Linked DNA regions of Homo sapiens: region 1 is linked to region 2. Evidence: chromatin contacts called from ENCODE Hi-C or POLR2A ChIA-PET data. All regions are on one chromosome and are shown on one strand. The core of a region is the stretch at or near the end of the contact, and the rest is flanking DNA. Distances in the headings are between cores, read along the strand shown.

Region 1 (5,110 bases), core at 637-3,136, 4.6 Mb after region 2:
TTCCTTAAAAAATAAAATACAGGTAGTTTATAGTAACATAATAAGAATTTTGATATAGAAATACTCAAGACCAAGTACACCAGCAGTTGAATGCAGTGATGAGACCTGCACACACCTGTGCCTGGCGTCACAGGGAGGCTGACACAGGTGTGTTGCACTGAGACCCACACACCACCCCTCATGTTGCTGTCTATGACGTGACATTCTACAAAGTTGACTAACTCTCAGGAAAGTTCTGAACAAAGCCAAGTATCATCATCTTCCTTCAATTTCCATGTCGATTGCATTCCTGGAATAGTTCATGTATATTTGAACTGTGTAAAACATATTTTGAGTTTATATGTAAGTTGCAATCAGTTTGTAAATCCAAAAATTAAAAATAGTGGTTTTTCTTTTCTTTTTTTTTTTTTTCTTTTTTTTTGAGATGGAATTTCGCTCTGTCGCCCAGGCTGGAGTGCAATGGTGAGATCTCGGCTCACTACAACCTCCGCCTCCCGGGTTCAAGTGATTCTCCTGCCTCAGCCTCCTGAGTAGCTGGGATTATAGGCATGCGCCACCATGCCCGGCTAATTTTGTATTTTTAGTAGAGATGGGATTTCACTATGTTGGTCAGACTGGTCTTGAACTCCTGACCTCAGATGATCCGCCTGCCTCGGCCTCCCAAAGTGCTGGGATTACAGGCGTGAGCCACCGCACCCGGCCAAAACAGTGGTTTTTCTATCTTCCTGAGCAGTCAAGGGAAAAGTTCTTCCCATCGCAGGCGTGTCTGAATGCGGGATGGTTGGCCGACCTGGCCCTGCCCCCCCGCCCCAATACCCTTAGCTTCTTCCCAATCTTTTTGACATCCCAGTCCCCCCAACATTTCCAAAATGCCCTCTAAGTCAACACTTCCGCCACTGCCAGCTGCCACCCCAGAGTGCCCTGTGCCTGGTAACGATCGTTCTCACAGTCATGGCCGTAGGGAAGGCTCTTTGTGGTTCCTGGGGGACTTCGTGAGATTGCCCACATGAGCATTTCTTTTGGAACTGAGATACAGTGCACATCGCCTCTGGGGGACATGGGGTGGTGGGTACACGGAACCGAGGTGAGCCTCCCTTGCGTTGCGGAGGTGCTAGCCTTGTGCCGTCCGTTCTTGTCCACGTCTGTGCAGGAGAACATCACCCGGCCCACTTGGTTGCTGTGAATAGCAAACTTTAGAGGCCACTGCATCTGAGGGTTGGGGGGTTTGCAGAGAAAACAAAAGTTGGTGGCTGTGGCTACTTCCTATAGCAAAGTGGCTCAGGAAAGGGATCCCGTGTCACAGCCTGGGTACACCACGGCCCCTCCAGGAGCTTGATTCCTTCTTAGCTCAGGGGAAGAATCGCACAAGGACCGAGGCCCCTGCTTGTCTGTGAACAAACTGGCCTTTGTGGCCACTTCAGGCTTCGGCTGCATCATATTCCTGTCACATTCACGTGAGTGAACTTGAATTACATCCTTAACACTTTTCCAAAAAGGTTATAAACTAGACTGGTGATGTATCATGGGGCCTAGAAAAATAATGCTGCTGCTTTTTCACTTCTCTGCTTGACGCTAAAACCTGGAGGCGAAAATGAATGTGTGTAATTAATAGGAGAACTTCCTCCTGTTTGCAGAGTGCTTTACAGCTGGCAAACGGCTTCTCTCCCTGAACAGCCCCGTGGGGCGTCATTTCCATCTGACATCTGAGGAGAGCTGCTGTTCATGGTCCAGTCCTCTGTCCATTGGCCCACTGGGTGTCCCTAATATGCGCTAACAGGCTCCTGGCAAACGGCGGGCATGGCAGCCACGAATCTGCACATGAGCTGTATGCCCTGGGTCTCCCCTGGGCTCTGCGGGGGGAGGTGGGAGCCGCCTCTGGTTCACATGCGGTGCTTTCCAGGCTGCAGGGCCTTCTCAGCCTGGGTGGAAGGAGTGACGTCAGAGTATTTCTCAGGAACTGCCTGCCCTAAAGTTGTGGCTCATAAACCCCTTCCAGCTTCTGTGTAGAATTCTGGACCCCTAGGGTATCACCACAGAGTTTAAAAGCAGAGTAAGAACATTTCCTGTGACTGTAGGGTGAGAGGCCCTGGGATCTGTAATTCTACACTAGGCTGGAATCCCAGAAAAGCTTCAATGCTCAGGAAATGTATGAGCAGTGCCAGGATCCCCTGAAGGAGTGTGGGGCTTTTGAAGCAAGCTGCCCAGCGAGCCTCCCGCAGCACCTGCTGTCCCTTTGCCAGCAGTCAGGGCCCCTGCCCCACCAGTGTTGGTTGTGTTTCTGTTCTTTGAGGAGACCACATGATGATCTTCTGGTAGGAGCCACAAGAAGGATACAAATGCCATTAGAGCTGCTAGAGCCCCAGACGTCACTGGAATTGGGGTTCAGGGTGTTGGGCTGTCCCCACCCTTAGGCAGTACTCCCACTGCCTACAACACCTCCAGCGCAGGCTGAGGCCATGCGAGGATGGAAGCACATGTGGGCTAGGCCAGGAGGGCGTGCGGGAGGGCTCTCCACTCTGCGCTCCGCTGGGGTTTCTCCTTGTGTCCTGGTCAATAACTTCTTCTCTCTCTGGTTCTCCTTGGCCTGAGCCCCCAGCCTGAGCCGGGCTGTCCCTGAGTTCCCTGACCCGGAAGAAGGGACGGCCATTATCTTTGGGTGACTGTCTTCTTATAGCTGGGAATCTCTGGGGCTCTGAGCGGGAGGCCCATGGGGAGCCCTGGAAGAACAGGCATGGGTTAGACTGTTTACCTCACTGCCCTGTGTGCCCTGCCCCGGTAGAAGCCGTTTCTGCTGTGTGGTTCTGTCTAGAACTAGAGCCCCTCAGGGCCCTCTGCATGCCGTGGGGTCCCTTTGCAAAGCACCTCCTAACATGTGCTTTTATCTGTGGCTCGGGATGGGGATGGTGACTTCTTCACGCAGTCTTCTGCAGGCCTCTCCAGCCTGGCTCCCGAGATGTCACGCATGGGTCCATGCAGCCCAGAAAAGACCCTGCAGGGGGAGAAGGGTCACTTTGGTGCCTATCTCCCCAGCTGGCCTGTGGGCTGGGTGCCTGGCAGATGGGGCTCCCAGGGAGGTGCCCCCATAGACTTGGGCTCCACAGCAGGCTGTGGGGCTGGCATTAATGTGGCTGGGAGAGCCTGGCTGTCTTTTTAGCCATTTGTTTCGGAGGCCCTGGGGGTCATACTTGTGCTTCCTCGTGTATTTTTAGATCTCTTATCACCGTACACACCACCTCCCTATCAGAGGGCTGTCATATTCACATATGGTAAAATAAGACGCAACAATAGAACTCGAGTCGTGGTTCGGCTTTCTAGGATTAGGACAAGGAGGCAACTTTGATAGTAAATGGAATCTTTTTTTCCCAGCCATCCCCACCCTCAAAGAGTATCTTGCTGTAAGACCTAGTTCCTGTAAAACTCTGTCTGTGGGGTCCCTGGCCAGGATGGGTGGGATCCCAGGGAAAGGGCCAGGCTGTGTGTTCTGAACAGGAATGGTTCTGGACCAACCATTGTGGGCATTCCTGAGAAGCCAGGGAGCCTGGATCTTGTCAGAGGAGCTCCTCCCTCTGCTCCATCCTAACCCCGCGGGCAGCAGCAGGAACTGAGAGAGGACACGGTGGGGGCAGCGCTGCAAAACCCAGCAGCGGGCCACCTTCCAGCAGCAGAAAGCATGAGTTTTGGTTTTGGGGCTCTTCCATTTCCTTCCTTCTTTTCTTTCTTTTTAAATTTTTGCTCTTTGTTATGAAACAGCAGCCAGACCGAGCTATGCATGTCCTGCTGCACGGCAGGGGCCCTTATCTTGAACGACTCCACATACTGGGCAAGGAGGTGGCAGGGGGAGGGGCTTGTGGGAACCCAGATCTGGGATGGGACTCAGCCAACAGTTTAAAGAGCCCTGTGCCCCCACTACCCAGCCTCAACAATTGTTAGCTTATAGCCGTTTACACCCCACCCAGGTTATTTGAAGACAAGTCAGAGGGAGATAATTTCACTGTACTCCTAAATGTTTTAGTATCTCAGCAAAGATTGTATGGGCAGAGAAAGGAGGCTTCAGGGTGTAGGACCCCAGGAGCAGGCAAGGGCTTGCTCTTTCCCTGTTGGCTCCTGTAGGGTGGGGACAGACCAGCCCCCATGAACCCTAGCGAGGGCCATGCCAAGAAGCCGCTGTTCTAATCTAATCAGTGGAGGATCCAGCAAGCTCGGATGGGAGGGAAAGAATGACTCAACCTGCAGGCCGTCTGGGGTATGCACAGTCTCGTCTCCTGAGTTCTCTGAAGCCCTTTGCAGTTTTTGCTTTGTATCCTAAACTCCACAGGCCCGAACCCTGGCACTGAGCTTGATCCGCTGCAGCCCAGCCCGTTCCTGTCCCCATGCTGGAAGCAGCCTGTCAACTCACTTCCTTGGTTTCCTGTTGCTCTTCCCACCCCATACCTGCTCCCCACATTTCTATCAGAGCCCTGTTTCTAAAACAAAAGTCAGATTCCGCTGTGTTCTTAAAACCCTTCAGTGGTTCTGAATTCTTTCAAGACGAGGTTCCAGATACGGAGGCTGAGGGCGAGGGTCTGCACCCCAGGCGTCTGCACTCCTTGTCACCAGCTCCTGGTCGCAGCCACCCCGGCTCTGCTTGTCCTGTTTCAGGGTCCGGCTTAGGGCTCCTGTCCTGCGGATGCCTTCCCCAGCCCCCCGGGGTTGGGTCAAGTTCTCCAGAGCAGCCCCCGCCCCTGCCACACGTTTCTTCCCCCATGTGGTCCTCATCACATGTACATTGTCACCAGGTGCTTTGCCTGTTTCCCTGGAGACTGGGCACCCAAACCACATTTCAGAAATCCCTCCCACTGTCTCAAGCAGTGCTGAGACAGCATGGCACGTTCACAGCACAGTGCATTCCTGTGGCCTCCCCGGGCCACGGTCAGCCCACAGGCTACTCACAGAAAGTGACAGGCCGTGTTCAGAAGCTCTTCAAGCAGTCTGACGTGGCTGTGGCCCGTCATGAGATTTTATATTTTACAAAAGTGTCAGTCGATAAAGGATTTGTCCTGCGCCACCGGAGCACTGGCCTGAGGTGCCCTGATCCCCGAGAACCCCTGCCTGCACAGTCAGCGCTCTCCCC
Region 2 (5,024 bases), core at 42-2,541:
CATCTCTACCTCCAAATGACTGTCTTTATTTTCTCCCCATCCCCACTAGCCATTTTGTCCTTGTTTCTCCATGTTCCAGAGCCTTCTGGTTCACCTTGCCCCAGATCATGGGCCTGTTTCCTGTCTTTGTTACCCAAAGCGGTCTAGAACTAACATCAACATGCACCATGTAGCCGATAAGTTTAGACTGGGGAATGGGATGCAAGTGTAACCAATGAGATGTGAAGAGAAGGGCTTTGTGGGCTTCTAGTAAAGGTCTGTTTGTCTTAAAAACAGACATAGGGATAAGATAGCCTCTTTCTTTCTTTCTTTCTTTCTTTCTTTCTTTCTTTCTTTCTTTCTTTCTTTCTTTCTTTCTTTCTTTCCTTTTTGAGACAGAGTTTCGCTCTTGTTGCCCAGGGTGGAGGGCAATGGCATGATCTCGGCTCACCACAACCTCCGCCTCCTGGGTTCAAGTGATTCTCCTGCCTCAGCCTCCCAAGTAGCTGGGATTACAGGCACCTGCCACCATGCCGGGCTAATTTTTGTATTTTTAGAAGAGATGGGACTTCACTATGTTGGTCAGGCTGGTCTCGAACTCCTGACCTCAGGTAATCTGCTCGCCTTGGCCTCCCAAAGTGCTGGGATTACAGGTGTGAGCCACCGCACCCAGCCAAGATAGCCTCTTTCCTACCTTTGGAAGCTGCCATAGGATGTGATAGCTGGGTCTCTGCTGCTGCCTTGTAACCATGAGGAGAGGTAGCTGGCGAGTGAGGCCAACACACGGAAAGGAGAAGTGAACCTGGGTCCTGGATGATGCCCTTGAATTTGCTGAACAGAATGAAGCAACCTGGGATCTGCCCTCCTCTAGATTTTCTGTTTTGTGAGTTAATTAATTTCTTTTTGCTCAAGTTAGTTGAGTTAGGGTTTTCTAACAGCTAAAAGTGTCCTAACTTACAAAGGTTTAAACTATCCCAGGGGAATTTCAAAGCAGAAAAGTGAAAATTTCAAATTGAATATCGAGTTTCACTGCACCAAATGCCCATGAGCCACGGTCTGACAACACAGTCTCTGGGTCTTCCTTCTCCTTAGCCTGTGTCGTGTTTCTGGGACCTGCTCCAGCCCTGTCCCAGACATTCCTAATGACTTATGTTCCTGTCAGACATCCTTGGGCTCAACATCTCTTTCTCTAACCCTGACCAGAAAAAGCACAAAAATCAATCAGTATTTTAACAATGTCTGTGCACTGGGGAGGCATGATTTCTTGCTTATTGCAGGATGGTTTCGCTTCTCATCTTGACTTTGCCCTTCGAGATCAGCTTCCGGGTCTAATTGTGTCTGTCAGATTTGCAAGAGGCCACTTCGGGTTTGCCAAATAGAAGAAAGTCTTTCTGAGAGGCCTCACTTGATCACCCCAGAAAAATAGTCACCCCACCCTTCACCTGTTGCTCTTTAACCCCTTACCCTCCTTTCTTTTCTTTGTGGCACTTGTGACTACCTGATTTTATATTATATTTATTTATTTATTTATTTTTTTGAGACGGAGTCTCACTCTGTCACCAGGCTGGAGTGCAGTGGCACAATCTCGGCTCAGCTCACTGCAACCCCTGCCTCCCGGGTTGAAGTGATTCTCCTGCCTCAGCCTCCCGAGTAGCTGGGACTACAGGCACATGCCACCACACCCAGCTAATTTTTGTGTTTTTAGTAGAGACAGGGTTTCACCATGTTGCCCAGGATGGTCTCGACCTCTTGACCTTGTGATCTGCCCGCCTCAGCCTCCCAAAGTGCTGGGATTACAGGTGTGAGCCACCATGCCCAGCCCTGAGGTATTTGAAAATATACATTTTTATATTGACTTATTTATCATCTATACTAGAACTATTCCTAGCATGTAGTGAGTGCTTGATAAATACTTATTGAATGAATTAACTCTTCTGCCACCATTAAGAAGATAGAAAGTGCTACAGGTTTCACTTAAAATTATGATTTATCTCACCCTTGCTGTAGTCATCAATCTTAAATTTGTCCTCCACAGGATCCGCCGTTATCTATTGACTTGCTTTTCATGCCTTGGTCAACTTCCTCTGCATTCGAGACGGGTTCTCTTTTCTGGACTCAGTTCTGCTGTAGCTCCCTCCAAAGTGGATCCTCATTTCAGCATTGAATTGAGCTCCTCATTTTTTTTTTCTTGAGACAGTGTCTCGCTCTAGCCCCCATGCTGGAGTGCAATGGCAAGATCTCGGCTCACTGCAAACTCTGCCTCCTGGATTCAAGCGATTCTCCTGCCTCAGCCTTCCAAGTAGCTGGGATTACAGCCATGCACCACCACCCCCGACTAATTTTTTGTATTTTTAGTAGAGACGGAGTTTCATCATGTTGGCCAGGCTGGTCTCAAACTTCTGACCTTGTGATCTGCCCGCCTCAGCCTCCCAAAGTGCTGGGATTACAGGCATGAGCCACCAGCCCCGCCAAGGTTCTCATTTTGTTGCAAGCCTGCCTTGCCTGGCTGATCTTCATGTTTCACTGGCCCTGTTGTCTGTTCATCTTTCTCCTCTTCCTGGGATTTTCACTCCTGGGTCATAAAGGCCTTGCCTTTTGACGTCCACGTGAGGCTGCCGATGCTTCCCGAGATGTCCCGAGACAAGTTCCAGCAGCCACATTTCCAGAGAAGGCTCTTCCTCGGGTCTTCAGGGTGGTGTAATGTCCTAGTTCCCTCGGGGAAGCAGTTTCTTCTCTCAAGCTTCTGTTTCCTCCTCAGAAACAGTGGGAGGCCAGCAGTACTTCTCTCCTGTGGAGATTTTGAGGACTAAAAGAGATGGTTTATGTAAACATGCAGCTCATGTCTGACACGTGACTCCATGGATGACTGTTTTAAAATGGCGAGGACGCACAGAGGCCAGTCAGCTCGCTGACACCAACATGGGGTCACCGGGCAGAGGCCCCGGCCCATGACTGGCCAAGAGCTGGGGACACCAGGCACAGGGGAAGGAGAAAGGGCTGAGACTTTGGGACACAAAAAACTCAGGTGTCCTGGGATTGACAGCAAGGCCATCCAAAGGGGCCTTGGAGAGGAGGACAAGTGCCTGGAAATCCTGACTGCCCGATCGGGGCCCAGGCGCGAGGGTCATGGAGGACAGAGGCACCAAGTAGGGACCCTAGACCCTGTCTGCCTTGGGATCCTCTGAGAACTGAGAACTGTAACAGCATTACAGCCGTATGTCCCGACTATATTCCTTAAGGGTCAGGGGTTGTCCTGTGCCTGCTCACTGGGCATACGTCACTGCTGCTTTGGATAACTGAGGAAGACAGAGGCGGGGTGAGGGCGAGGGTGGATGCCTGGGGTCCCAACCAGGTGACAAGAGAGAGCCTTGAGGACACGGGAGGGACCAGCGGGAGGCCCCACAACTCCCACCTGGGGCCTATCTTGTCATCCCTTTCTGGCCTGGTTGCCTTTTGTTGAGCCCCTGTCAGGAGCTAGGCACTTCATCCGTGTTCTTTAATCCTGGGGAAGGGTTTACTACTATTGTTGCTATGATCACTATTCCCATTTTTAAATTCAAGGAAACAAAGGCTCAGATGAGATAACACTGTTTGCCTGTTTCATAAAACTTGTGACAGAAGAGGGATGTCATTGGAGCCATGCTGTGGCTCTGTGCCCTGCAGCCTGGGGCGCTGGGCTGGAGGGTGAGCTTCACACAAAGGCTACTGGCCTTTGTTTCTCCAACCACTGGAGGTTCCCCAGCTATGTATGGAACCAGCTAAGGGCTTTGCAGTATTTGAGTCATGATCCTTCCTGAATGAGACCCAAGATGACTCTACTTTTAAGCCAAGTCCAGTGAGCGTTATAGCCGTATGTCCTGACTATATTCCTTGAGGGTCAGAATGACAGCTTAGAGATTCCCGGCAGCTCATTCATTTATTCAGTGAATATTAATTGGGAACTGAACAACAGCCACCCTCAAAGTCCCTCCTTCATAGGATGTTCGGTCTAGAGACCAATGACAAGCAATTTTCAAGATTAGACTCTGAACCCCAGATTTTTACATCTTGAGGGAGAAGCGTCTCAGGAAACTTCTACAGTGCAAGGAGCTCCCCTCAAGTGGGAGGAAATGAATGGCCCAGCCATGCCTTCCAAAGAACCCTCTGAGAGGCGCCCAGTCCCTCTTCTGTGCTTCCAAACAATCCCCCCGCCCAGCGTCCACATCCTCGCATTGTGGGGTGGTAGGCGACCCGGTGTCTGTCTCCCCCAGTGAGCTGTGGAGGCCTTGAGAACAAGGGTCTCAGTCGCCCGAGTGTCTGCCCTTGGGCACAGGACAGAGGATGCGTCGCCATCCCCTGAATGAAAGGCCCAGCTGGACCTGGCTTGAGAAGAGGCTTCTATTGACCACTCAGTGCCCACAAAACCTTTGAGGTTAACTTTAGTCTGCCCTGTTCTTAGCAGACTGTATTTCATTTTGAGCAACCCCAGGAGAGGAAAATCCAAATTTCTCTCTCAAATATTGAATTAATCCATACATGAGCAGTTAGTGATTTTTATAAAGAGATTCGCCATGGAAGAGTACTTCTTTCATTTCTGCTCTTCCTGGCTTGTCTGAGTCAAGAGACCCTGCCAGGCTGGTGGCCATCAGGATGCCCAACCCATCTCCCCCCCATATTTATGCCCTTCATGACTGGCAGGAAAAAGGATCTGAAATCTTGAAATGGAGAAATGTGTTTTCCAAAATCCAAACATCTCACAAATATATGCTATGAAGACCCTAAAAAGAGTTCTCAGCGCCCTCACACAGACACAAGGACAGAACATGAGAACATAGTCCCAGCCTTTAAAGAGAGAAAACGGACATTCCAACAAGCAGATTCAAAGTCACTTGGGGTCGGGCACGGTGGCTCATGCCTGTAATCCCAGCACTTTGGGAGGCCAAGGCAGGTGGATCACCTGAGGTCAGGAGTTCGAGACCAGCCTGGCCAACATGGCAAAACCCCATCTCTACTAAAAATACAAAAATAGCCGGGTGTGATGGTGCACACCTGTAATCCCAGCTACC

What was found. Hi-C counts contacts between places; a loop is a spot of excess contacts on that map. ChIA-PET counts read pairs that join two places held with the same protein, here RNA polymerase II (POLR2A). Pooled maps may share reads with other maps.
Region 1: a loop to region 2 is called in a map with no recorded cell type, with 13 times the contacts of the local background. The contact joins two enhancer-like sites. A Hi-C loop is called at or near these places in 1 of 168 maps with a recorded cell type or tissue (CD8-positive, alpha-beta T cell), 2 of 37 single-sample maps with no recorded cell type and 9 of 50 pooled maps. POLR2A ChIA-PET finds 5 or more read pairs at or near these places in 2 of 52 experiments (GM12878 and activated T-cell).

What each region holds. Positions count from the first base shown.
Region 1 is chr2:237,698,950-237,704,059 of GRCh38, forward strand. The region is part of intron 1 of LRRFIP1 (LRR binding FLII interacting protein 1); the gene reads left to right. Among named protein-coding and RNA genes, the nearest start is that of LRRFIP1, 74 kb to the left of the region's middle. RefSeq lists enhancers at 1,451-1,500, 1,511-1,560, 3,863-4,743, 4,744-5,110. Within about 2 kb of position 1,887, at least 31 of the 41 ENCODE cell types and tissues checked have a DNase peak (open chromatin) inside an H3K27ac peak, as active enhancers do; they include CD8-positive, alpha-beta T cell and GM12878, where a contact is called at or near this core.
Region 2 is chr2:233,085,825-233,090,848 of GRCh38, forward strand. The region is part of intron 2 of INPP5D (inositol polyphosphate-5-phosphatase D); the gene reads left to right. Among named protein-coding and RNA genes, the nearest start is that of INPP5D, 28 kb to the left of the region's middle. RefSeq lists an enhancer at 2,967-3,466. Within about 2 kb of position 1,292, at least 11 of the 41 ENCODE cell types and tissues checked have a DNase peak (open chromatin) inside an H3K27ac peak, as active enhancers do; they include CD8-positive, alpha-beta T cell and GM12878, where a contact is called at or near this core.